3 separate regions of the Homo sapiens genome follow, and all the other regions are linked to region 1. The links are chromatin loops, found by intact Hi-C in ENCODE. Cell type or tissue: A673. All regions are shown on one strand. Links, peaks and the distances in the headings refer to the core of each region. The heading gives the core; the rest is flanking DNA.

Region 1 (3,930 bases), core at 673-3,172:
GTGAGCCACTGAGCCCGGCCTCTCCAGTTCTTGAGTAAACAGAGGTTCTGAGAAGAAATCTGTCCCCAGGTTACAGAGGTAACTAAGATATGAAGGTGGGATTCCAGCTACTTCACCTCCCATGCATAAAGGCAATTCGTTCTTTTTCCTTGGTTCACATCTTGTTATCTCCATAATCTAATTTGAATATTCTCAGGAAAACCATCTTGGATTTTGACTCCCCCTTTTCCCCTAAAAAGATTGCCATACATTTGTGTTTTCTTTTTCTCCTACAAAGAGGGGTTGTTCTCTGTAGGACAATTCAGATCTCAATTCTGTGGTCGTTGTGACTCTATTTCCAAGGAAACCTTAAGAAATTCCTTCTCAATTGAAGTAGACAGACAGGCCAGAGCTTATGAACCCAGCTTTTTTTTTTTGAACTGAAGCCTCCATTGGAATAGCTGTGGTTCACTGAGTGTATATCACAAGCAGTCACTTCCAGGTCTTATTGAAAATCTTCACAGCAACTCTGTTGTTATTATTACCATCTTTTTTTCTAATGAGGTAAACTTAAAATCAAAGAATGATCCACCAAACCCTCATTCTAGTCCAAGCTTCTTTGTTCAAATCTTGTGAGTCACTCTATCCCAGTAGATTCCCAAAGAGGAGCTTCACGAAACTCTTGCCCTGCCCCTCTACCTTCCTTAAGAACTACTGAATCAGGCCAGGCACAGTGGCTCATGCCTCTAACAGCACTTTGGGAGGACGAGGCAGGTGGATCACCTGAGGCCAGGAGTTCGAGACCAGCCTGACCAACATGGTGAAACCTCATCTCTACTAAAAATACAAAAATTAGCCAGATGTGGTGGCACACGCCTGTAGTCCCAGCTACTTGGGAGGCTGAGCAGAGAATTGCTTGAACCCAGGAGGTGGAGGCTGTAGTGAGCCAAGATTGCACCACTGCACTCCAGCCTGGGCAACAGAGCAAGACTCTCTCTCTCAAAAAAAAAAAAAAACTACTGAATCAGGATCACAGCTTAGGGGCTGGGATCTCTTTATTTAGACATCCAAGAAAATTCTTATGTAGTCAATTTGTATGACATTTAGGAACTGATGCCTTGTTTTCTGAAACAGAGCTCTAGTTGTAGAATCTTCAAGATTCTCTTTTAATAAGCACTGTACATCAAGGACTATTTCAAATTACCTTGACTCCTGAACATGGTCTCTCTTAATCTTTATTATTCTTATAGATAAATGAGGGGCAGGGGGAAGTGGAGGAGTAAGATGAGTAAAGTTCCAAGTAAATTATATTTGTTCTTCCCGAACAAATGAAGAATGAGGGTTATGCAGTCCGAAAAACCAGCAAGCTCTGGCCCAATGTAAGTGTTTGCCTCAGAGTGCAGTCAGTGGAAGGAAGGAAGGAAGGAAGGAAGGAAGGAAGGAAGGAAGGAAGGAAGGAAGGAAGGGAGGGAGGGAGAGAGGAAGGAAGGAAAGAAGGAAGGAAGGAAGGAAAGAAGGAAGGAAGGAAGTAGGTAAAGAGTGAAACTATCACAATGGAAGTTACGTACTTGAACAACAACAAAAAAAGAGGAAGTAGGGAACTTGATGGGAAAGACAAAATGTAGAGGAAAGAGAATAAGGAAGGGAGGAAATAAACAAAAGACAAAAAAGTTATTATGAAGTTCTAATTAGCAGCCCAAATGTAAGCAACTCTTTCTGATTCATTCTAATTAGGCTTGTCTTCTATTTAATTGATTTTGATTTTGTCATTTCTACTATAGTGTGTGTGTGTGTGTGTGTTTTATTTTGTAAAGGTAGGTTTTGCTCTGAATGTCAAGGCAATTTCAGCTCCTGAAAGAGAAGGTAACTATTATTTTCAGCTCTTAAAATTGAAAGAAAGAAAGAAAGAAACAGAAAGAAAAGAAAAACTCTACCCTCTGGGGAATTTGCATACTAGGCAGACTTGGGTGCCCCGCAGTGGGTGGTTCCGGCTGAGAGTTTGTCTATTCTTAGATGTCTGTGCTGAGGCAGAGTGGGACGGAAATTGTTCACTGCTGCTTTAGGACCTTAGAGTCATTTCTTTTAATGGGGTTCGACTGTCAAATCAAATCTCCCAACCTGTGTAAAAGGCTCTTGTAATTACATGTGTCATCTCTTTTCACGACAAAACTCAAAACTGGTTTGTTTCTGAGGTACTGAAATGCAGTCTTTCTCCTGCATTAAGAGGATTGCTTTCTTTTTAGAGGAAGGGCTGGGGGGATTTTTTTTTCCCCACTTTTTTTGTTAACAAAAGCATGTGACAAGTCAACCAATCTTCCTCAAGGTAAAACAGGGGCCTGTTTTTCTTTGAGTAATTATGTGATGTGCCTGACTTTCAGGTGTGTGGCTTTTAAATACAACAAATCAACATTAAAGATTAATTCATTCAATTACAAGGCAAGAATCTTTGTTGCCTATTCAAACATATTTTCTACTTTAATAAATTCATAGCTTAAAAAGCCAAAAGACAGTGAGATCACCAATAATAAGCCTCTAGTGTTTGGAACTCAGTCTGTAAGATCATTCTTTTTTTATCAAAATATATATGTAAGTTTTACAAACTATACATATATATAAAGTGCTCTCTAAATGATTTATATATGTGTATGTGTGTATGTGTGTGTGTGTGTGTGTGTATGTGTGTATATATGTATATTTTTATTTTTAGACAGTCTCATCCCGTTGCCCAGGCTGGAGTGCAGTGGCACGATCTCAGCTCACTGCAGCCTCCACCCCAAGAATCTCAAGTGATTCTCCTGCCTCAGCCTCCACAGTAGCTGGAATTACATGTGTGCACCACCATGGCCAGGTAATTTTTGTATTTTTAGTAGAGACAGGGTTTCGCCATATTGGCCAGGCTGGTCTCGAACTCCTGGCCTCAAGTGATCTGCCCACCTTGGCCTCCCAAAATCGTGGGATACAGTCATGAGCCACCGCGTCTGGGCCAAAATATATTTATTTTTAAGCTTTGGTATAAGTTTCTATACCCAGATATTCGGGGAAGCCTGAAGACTACCAATGTTTTGTTTTTATTATCTGAAACTCTGATTCAGAATTCATGAAATATATGTAAAAATTATATTTAAGATGAGAATTCCCCAAGACAACATTTTTATTGAGACCATTTTAGTCTCTTAAATCCTGGACTATATAAGCAATAAAAATGAAAACAAAACAAAACAAAGCAAGTTCATGTGTTCTCTAGATGATTCTAAATAAGTAGTTATTAACCCATCATTTTTCCATTTAACATTTTAACACATTGACCTCAAGGAGTTGCAATAAAAGGAATGGGTACATTATACAAAGCCATTAAATTATAAATGAATGGTATTAATGACAAATTTTCCCGGACCCAGAGGGAAACTCAGGGAAAATATAAAATTACCTTCAAAGACAACAAAATGAAAAATAAATGTGACATATGGACCTTAGGAAAAAATGGAAATCAAGTGCACATGAGATAAAAAGATAGGGCCAGGCATGGTGACTCATGCCTGTAATCCCAACACTTTGGGAGGCCAAGGTGGGCAGAGCACCTGAGCTTAAAACTTTCAGACCAGCCTGAGCAACATGGCAAAAACCTGTCTCTACCAAAAATATTATACACAAAATTAAACGGGAGTGTTGGCATGCACCTGCAGTCCCAGTTACTCAGGAGGCTGAGTAACTGGAGGATCACTTGAGCCTGGGAGGAGGTTGCAGTGTGCCCAGATTTTGCCACTGCACTCCAACCTGGGTGAAAGAGTTTAAGACTCCGTCTTAAATAAATAAATAAAAATTTAAAAAATAATAAAAAGAGATAAGGAGATAGGTATGAGATTTTTACTTGGTTTATTTATTTCAGTGTGTACAGTTGCACTATTTTTTTTTTTTTTATGATTGTAGTTCTTTTTCAAAGTTATTTCCCTC
Region 2 (3,930 bases), core at 587-3,086, 340 kb after region 1:
TGAAACATGTCATTCTGTAACTTTTCTTTTACATATTCATACCTCCACATTAATACCGATATATTAATCATTTTTGCTGTTTGATAGTATATTGAATTAAAAATGGCCACAATGGAAAACAGTCTGGCAGTTCTTCAAAAAGTTAAACATAGAATTACCATGTGATTCAGCAATTCCACTCCTAGGTATATTCCCCACATAACTGAAAACAGGTACATGAATGTTCGTAGTAGCACTATTCACAGTAGCCCCAATGTGAAAACAACCCAAATGTCCATCAACGGATGAATGGATTGTAAAAATGAGGTATATTCATATAATGCAAGGGTGTCCAATCTTTTGGCTTCCCTGGGCTGCAATGGAAGAAAAATTGTCTTGGGCCATACATAAAACACACTAATGATATAGCTAATGAGTTTTTTAAAATTGCAAAAAAGAAATCATAATGTTTTAGGAAAGTTTACAAATTTTTGTTGGGTGGCATTCAAAGTCATAGGTTGGACAAGCTTGATATAATGGAATATTACTCAGGTGATAAAAAGGAATGAATTCACAACATGGATGAACCTTGCAAACACTATGCTGAATGAAAGAAGCCAGTCTAAAAGGTCACCTATTGCATGATTCCATTCACATGAAATATCCAGAATAGGCAAATCCACAAAGACAGAAAACAAATGAGTGGTTAATGGAGGCTAGGGGTTGACAGGAATCAGAGAAGTAATGAGTATTGGTTTAGTTTTGGAGGGATGAAAATATTCTGGAACTAGAGAGTGGTGATGCTCGTACAACACTGTGAATGTACCAAATGCCACTGAATTGTACACTTGAGAATGCTAAATTTGGAGTTATGTGAATTTTACCCTTCCCTCTCCCACCAGTGGCCACAGATTCCTTGCAATTCCTTCCATCAAGACAGTCTGGGATCTGGGCCAAGCTCCGTGGCTCACGCCTGAAATCTTAGCACTTTGGAAGGCCAAGGCAGGCAGATTGCTTGAGTCTGGAGTTCGAGACCAGCCTGGCCAACATGGTGCAACGCTGTCTTTACTAAAAATGTAAAACAAATTAGCCAGGCATGGTGGGCTAAGGCAGGAGAATCTCTTGAACTCGGAAGGAGGAGGTTGCAGTAAGCTGAGATCATGCCACTGCACTCCAGCCTGGGTGACAGGGTAAGAACCTGTCTCAAAAAACAACAACAAAAAAAGAGTCTGGGGTCTGAGGTCTGGGGTCTGGGCTGGCTTTATGTCAGGCTTCGACCAATTAAATATGGCAGAAGCAACTGCACAAGGTCTTGCAGCTTTTGCTGTCATCCTAATGCATTCCTGAGACTGTCGTAGTGTAAAGGCCACGTGGAGAGAGTGAACCAGCTATCCAAGCCATCCCCATGAGCTCCTGTCCTGTGCGGGAGGCCATCCTAGATCACAAGACACAGCTGAGCAGCTAACTGACTGCAGTCACCCGAGAGAGCCCAGATAACAGCACAGAGGTCAAGCCCCATCAAGAAATAACAAGTCATTGTCTTCAGCCACTTAGTTTTAGGTGGCTTGTTATACAAAACAGACAACTAACACAAAGAGTATGTCACTATGCACATTTACCATAGTTTGCTTAACCTATCTCCTTCTGAGAGGCTTTTAGGTTGTGTCCAGGTTTTTAACCAACTTTCTTTCTCTTTCTTTCTCTTTGTTTCTTTGTTTCTTTCTTTCTTTCTCTCCTTCCTTCCTTCCTTCCTTCCTTCCTTCCTTCCTTCCTTCCTTCCTTCCTTCCTTCCTTCCTTCCTTCCTTCCTTCCTTCCTTCCTTCCTTCCTTCCTTCCTTCCTTCCTTCCTTCCTTCCTTCCTTCCTTTCTGACGGAGTTTTCACTTGTTGCCCAAGCTAGAGTGCAACGGCACGATCTCGGCTCACTGTAACCGCGCCTCCTGGGTTCAAGCGATTCTCCTGCCTCAGCCTCCCGGGTAGCTGGGATTACAGGCGCGCCACCAGGCCCAGCAAATTTTTTTGGTATTTTTAGTAGAGACAGGGTTTTACTATGTTGGCTAGGCTGGTCTCCAACTCCTGACCCTCAGGTGATCTGCCTGTCCCGGCCTCCCAAAGTGCTGGGATTACAGGCATCAGCTACCTCTCCCAGCCAGGTTTTTAACTTTTCTAAACAATTTTGTCCGGATATTCTTATATAAACAACTCTGTGCACTTAATTGATTTTTCCTAATACTTCAGCAGCACACACTTGCATTTGATGGAAGCTCTGGAAATAAAAAATCCAAAAATATTCTCAACTCATTCCAGAAGCAAAATTAATAGTGGTGATATCAGGCAATTTTCGGTGGGGAAAACAAAGCCTCACTAATAAGAGTTTACATAAAATTGGCCCTGTGATGAACCCCATGAATCTTAGTCTCAACTTTCTTGGGCGGCCAGCCTCTTGTTGTTTTGTATTGCTCTCCATTTTATATTGTTTTGTTTTGTTTTGTATTGCTTCCCTTTGGGTGGGTGGGATCCCTGGAGATGTACATAATTTGATTTTAAAAATTATGAAAACATTACCTCTGCCATGACCTGAACCACTGAAATTGATGCTCTGAGTCTCCCTGGTCTCCTCATAGTTTGTTTCCTAGATTAAACCCACAAATGAGGGTATCGATTAATAAAACCGAAGTCACATATGTAAAGCAAGGGAGGCTTTGATGGGGATAGACCTGCATGTGTGTAAGATCATCAGAAGATTTAGGGCAGCTCTGAAAGACAGATACCCTCTCATTACAGTGACTGAATTATGACTATTACATTAATAGATATAGGGAAGTTGATAGAAGTTGATGGGAGAGTGAAGAAGGTTTTGAAGTGTGAGAAGAACCTCACTAGGAACAATTCAACGAATGGTTGGAAATGTAGTTGGGATTTCTTCTTCTTCTTCTGCTTTTTTTTTTTTTTTTTTTTTTTTTTTGAGACAGGGTCTGGCTCTGTGGCACAGGCTAGAATGCAGTGGTGCTATCTCCACTCACTGCAGTCTCCAACTCCCAGGCTCAAGTGATCCTCCCAAGTCGCTGGGACTAACAGGCATGCGCCCCCACACCTGGCTAATTTTGTTGCTGTTGTTTTTGTTGCAGTAGAGATGGCGTTTTTCTATGTTGCCCAAGCTAGTCTCAAACTACTAAGCTCAAGCAATCCACCTGCCTCAGTCTCCCAAAGTGCTAGGATTACAGGCATGAGCCACGGTACCTGGCCTGTGGCTGGGACTTCTTATAGCTTGAATTATAGATTTGGGGATCATTTATGAAGACATGGCAGGTGAAGTACAGAGAATTAATGGTGAGAACATAAGAATAGGGGGAAGAACATGTGCTCGGGATCCACCATACTTTGGAGGGAGAAGGAGAAGGGGAGCCTACAAGGGGAAGAAAGTGGTCAAAGAGATGGGAGAGCCAGACAAACAGAGGGTCACAAAAGCTAAAAATAACCAGCTTCATGATTTGTAGCACCCTATGCAAAATGAAAAGGCAGAGCCGTTTGTTCAACAATTATTAAGAATATTGGCCGGGCATAGTGGCTCATGCCGGTAATCCCAGCACTTTGGGAGGCCGAGGCAAGTGGATCACTTGAGGTCAGGAGTTCGAGACCAGCCTGGCCAACATGGTAAAACCCCATCTCTAGTAAAAATACAAAAATTAGCTGGGCGTAGTGGCCCGAGCCTGTAATCCTAGCTACTTGGGAGGCTGAGGCTCGAGAATCGCTTGAACCCAGGAGGTGGAGGTGGTTGCAGTGAGCGGAGATCATGCTGCTGCATTCCAGCCTGGGTGACAGAGTGAGACTCTGTCACAAAAAAAAAAAAAAAAAAAAAAAGAATATTAATGGCCATTGCAGTGGCTCACATCTGTAACCCCAGTGTTTTGGGAGGCCAAGGTGGGAGGATCTCTTGAGGCCAGGAGTTCAA
Region 3 (3,930 bases), core at 587-3,086, 150 kb before region 1:
ATCTTAAACTGTTTCCGCTAATCACTTTGGGAAACAGAGATAATTAAAATCATAAGCATGAAGGGAAAAAAAATGAAATCATAAACATGAAGGGATTCAAAAACTCATCATTTGCTTGGAGCCATGCTTCCTGGAGCACTCTTTATTCTACATCTCAAATTATAACTAAGCACAGTTGGGATTCTGCCCCTCTTCCCCCACCCGTCTCAGCTAATTTATTTCTGGGTCCTATTCATTGATTGAATTAAATCCTACTGATGTCATGAAAACATCCAATATTTCCCTGCTCCAAGTGCTCAACTCACAACCCTGAGGCCCACCAGAAGAGGTCTCTGCTGACTCTACCAGCTATTTCCTCCGTAAGGCGGAAATCTCCAAGGTAAACAATCCACCAGCACCTGGTACCTCTCCTTACCCTGCCTCCTTGGAAGAAAGGGAAAAGAGAATTTAGCAGAAAAAAATTCCTCAAACGTAACAAAGTATCCCAGCCCCTTTGGACAGACCTATGTACCCATCTGTCATAAGTAAACCCATACAACAAGAATGTTGCCATGTCTTTAAAAATTCCTGAGGTCCAGCTCGGCGCAGTGGCTCAAGCCTATAATCCCAGCACTTTGGGAGGCTGAGGTGGGTGGATCACGAGGTCAGGAGATCGAGATCATCCTGGCCAACAAGGTGAAATCCCATCTCTACTAAAAATACAAAAATTAGCTGGATGTGGGGGAGCATGCCTGTAATCCCAGCTACTCAGGAGGCTGAGGCAGGAGAATCGCTTGTACCCGGGAGGCGGATGTTGCAGTGAGCCGAGATCAGGCCACTGAACTCCAGCCTGGCAACAGAACTACACTCCGTCTCAAAAATAAAAATAAAAATAAACAAAAATTCCTGAGTTCCTGGCTTTCAAACCCTCAATGTGTCTCCCCTATTCACTCAATTGAGTCATTATCTTTCCAAGCTAGACACATAGGAGCTATCTTTTCCTCCTTCCTTGTCCTTTCCATTTGATCTATGGTCATCACTTATTCCACTATTTATTTTATTGCCCCCTTTTATCCTCACTCTTTTTCTCTTGTATGTTGAATGTATCTGCTAGTTATATGTTAGTCACCCTTGAATTATCTTGAAAGAAACTGACAACAGCTGATGTTTCAAAGATTGACTTTCTATACCTGTTCTGTACTTTCATTTTAGTGATTATTTATTCTATTGTTTTAGCTTAATACTGTTGTTTTCGTACCTTAAATGACCTTGTTTCCCACAAAGCAGAGGGGTTTTTTTTTCGCATTTCCTATTTAACACTTTATAAACACAATAACCTAGGAAACAGGGTTACTTTATATCTACCTTCCGCTCCTCCAGCTTTGATTCCTGGCACACAGCATGAAAAGCAAGCAGAGGAACACAGCAGTTAGCAACTTTCACCACTTTTCATCTGTTCTTCCCCATTATTGAATCCATCTAAGGAAGACATCACTGTGACTGCCGGGAGATGTCAGGCCTCAGAAAGGAAGTTGAAAATTATGTAAGAAATGAGCCCAGTGACCTCCATTTCCTTGCCTCCTTGGTAAATAATTTGTGGTTTTCCGAAACTGGAGGCATATTTTAGAGTTCAAGCAAGGTTGGCAGTAAATTGTCCCAAGGATCATAAAAATGTGCACACAGGGTTTTGCAGACACCAAATCAAATAACTAAAGTGAAGTGAAACCAAAACAGAGCAGATGCGTGTATGCACAGGCATATCCCAGTCCCAGAACTGCAGACAGAGTTGTCTATCTTTTACTGTGTAACATAAATTCTAGAATATTAAACAGTTCAGTGGTAGGGAGGTTCAAGACACTCTTCCTTTAACCTCCAAAATATTTCTAACATCCAGTTTTGACTGTTTTTGTAAAAGAGGTAGCTCATGGGTTACAACTTCAAACTTCGGAACAATTCAGGGCTTAGCAAAGCCGTTGTCCACTGTTCTCATCTTCCGCATGTACTAAGAGAGGTTGGGAAGGGAAGTCAGAGCTGTTAGTAAAGAAACTATGAGGACAGAGGTGGGGCAAGCAAAGACACATGCTCTGGTGTTGGAAAAAAAGAAAAACAAACTTGAGGATCCTAGCAGGCTACAGATCATAGGGATTAAGAAGAAACTGGCTCAAACTTAAATACTAAGTGTTCACTTCTATTTCCCTTCTGAATAAAACGTTAAGTGATTGTGCCAATACCCTCCAGCAGTTAGCAGAACAGTCCCAACTAGAATACAGAACTCGAGACAGTAAGTTCACGGCTCAGTGGACATATACCCAGATCGCAAACCCTTACAAATAGGAATTTCTACATCCTCCCAATCCCTCCTGTGTTTTTCTCAAGGCACCTACCGGAAAGATCCTCTTCAAGAGAAACCAGGTCATAAGGCTTGTTCACTTCTCAGCTGCAACCATGCAATGGATCTTGAAATCACACAGAGGGAGAACCAGAGCCTCACAATGGCCTCCAGGGTGTCCACCATCTGCTGAGCTTACACCTCCACACGTTCTGCCACCCTCACCTCTCAGGCCCCTCCAGCTGAACCCCTTTTTCACTCTGTCCCAACCAGATGGGGCTCATCGCCACCTCTGTGTCTTTGCACTTTCTACTTCTCCCCCAGAGATCTTCTCACCCTGTTCTCTCTTCTCCCATAAGTCTCTGCTCAGACATTACCTTTTCAGGGAGGCCTCTCTGACCATATCATCTAAATGGGTAAATGACAACTCTTGAACACTCTTGTCCCCCACCTGGCTCTGCTTTTGCATATGGTACTTACCCCCTTCTTTTTTTTTTTTCTTTGAGATGGAGTCTCGTTCTGTCACCCAGCCTGGAATGCAGTGGAGCGATCTCACCTCCCTGCAGCTTTCACCTCCTGATTTCAAGCGATTCTCATGCCTCAGCCTCCCAAGCAGCTGAGATTACAGGCATGTACCACCACAACTGGCTAATTTTTGTATTTTTAGTAGAGACGAGGTTTCACCATGTTGGCCAGGCTGGCCTTGAACTCCTGACCTCAAGTAATCCCTCCACTTCAGCTTCCCAAAGTGTTGGAATTACAGGCATGAGCCTCTATGCCCAGCCCTCACCTTCTTATATTCTGTATATTTGTTTTCTCCCTCACCAGAGTGTGAGCTCTGTGAAGCCAAGAGCTTTCCTCCCTTTTCTTCACTGCTGAATCCCAGCATAAAAAATTATGTCTTGTACACAGTAGGATTCAACAAGGAGATCTATGTGTTATTTATATGTTTTTATATATCTCATTTACATATATGTTGTTTACATATATATCTTACTAACATATATCTCATATAGGTATATACACAAATGGTCCCTAACTTATGATGGTTTCAACTTTACAATGGTGTGAAAGTGAAACACATTCAGTAGAACCTGTACTTCAAGTAGCCATACAACCATTCTGTTTTTCATGTTCAGTACAGAATTCAATAAACTACATGAAATATTCAATACTTTATGATGAAATAGACTTTGTGATAGATGATTTTCTCCAACTGTAAACTGATGTAAGTATTCCACATTTACATGTTAAGTGTCTAAGCACATTTATAGTGGACTAGGCTAAGCTATGGTTTTTGAAAGGTTAGGTGCATTCAATGCATTTTTGACTTGGAATATTTTCAGCTTACCATGGGTTTATCAGAACATAACACATCATAAGTTGAGGAGCATCTTTCTCTCTATCTTTCTCTCTCTCTCTCTATATATATATATACATATATATACACATACATATACATATATATACACACACATATATATGCTCTGTATATATATAGAGAGAGAAAGAGACAACTCTGTTCTCTGAGTGTGTGTGTGTGTGTGTGTGTGTGTGTGTATGCACAGGCACAGAAGAGACAGAAAGAGAAATCAAATCATCCATGGCTAAATTTGAGAATA

What was found. A loop is a pair of places that touch in the nucleus more often than their neighbours do. Peaks named below come from ENCODE experiments on the same cell type or tissue, not always from the same donor. Only the 100,000 strongest peaks of a DNase experiment are listed, where the experiment ranks them.
Region 2: it touches region 1 in a loop (16-fold over the local background); 1 of 110 quality-filtered maps calls a loop at or near these places.
Region 3: it touches region 1 in a loop (7-fold over the local background); 1 of 110 quality-filtered maps calls a loop at or near these places.

What each region holds. Positions count from the first base shown.
Region 1 is chr5:17,280,590-17,284,519 of GRCh38, reverse strand. No RefSeq gene overlaps it. Among named protein-coding and RNA genes, the nearest start is that of BASP1, 65 kb to the right of the region's middle. In A673, for the core only: no CTCF peak of the experiment used is centred there; DNase peaks (open chromatin) are centred at 1,329 and 2,009; H3K4me3 peaks cover 389 bases; H3K27ac peaks cover 2,500 bases.
Region 2 is chr5:16,942,010-16,945,939 of GRCh38, reverse strand. No RefSeq gene overlaps it. Among named protein-coding and RNA genes, the nearest start is that of MYO10, 7.7 kb to the right of the region's middle. In A673, for the core only: no CTCF peak of the experiment used is centred there; DNase peaks (open chromatin) are centred at 929, 1,499 and 1,919; H3K4me3 peaks cover 461 bases; H3K27ac peaks cover 2,500 bases.
Region 3 is chr5:17,434,628-17,438,557 of GRCh38, reverse strand. All of the region lies in intron 1 of LINC02217 (long intergenic non-protein coding RNA 2217), which reads right to left. Among named protein-coding and RNA genes, the nearest start is that of LINC02218, 7.4 kb to the left of the region's middle. In A673, for the core only: no CTCF peak of the experiment used is centred there; a DNase peak (open chromatin) is centred at 1,527; H3K4me3 peaks cover 1,198 bases; H3K27ac peaks cover 2,258 bases.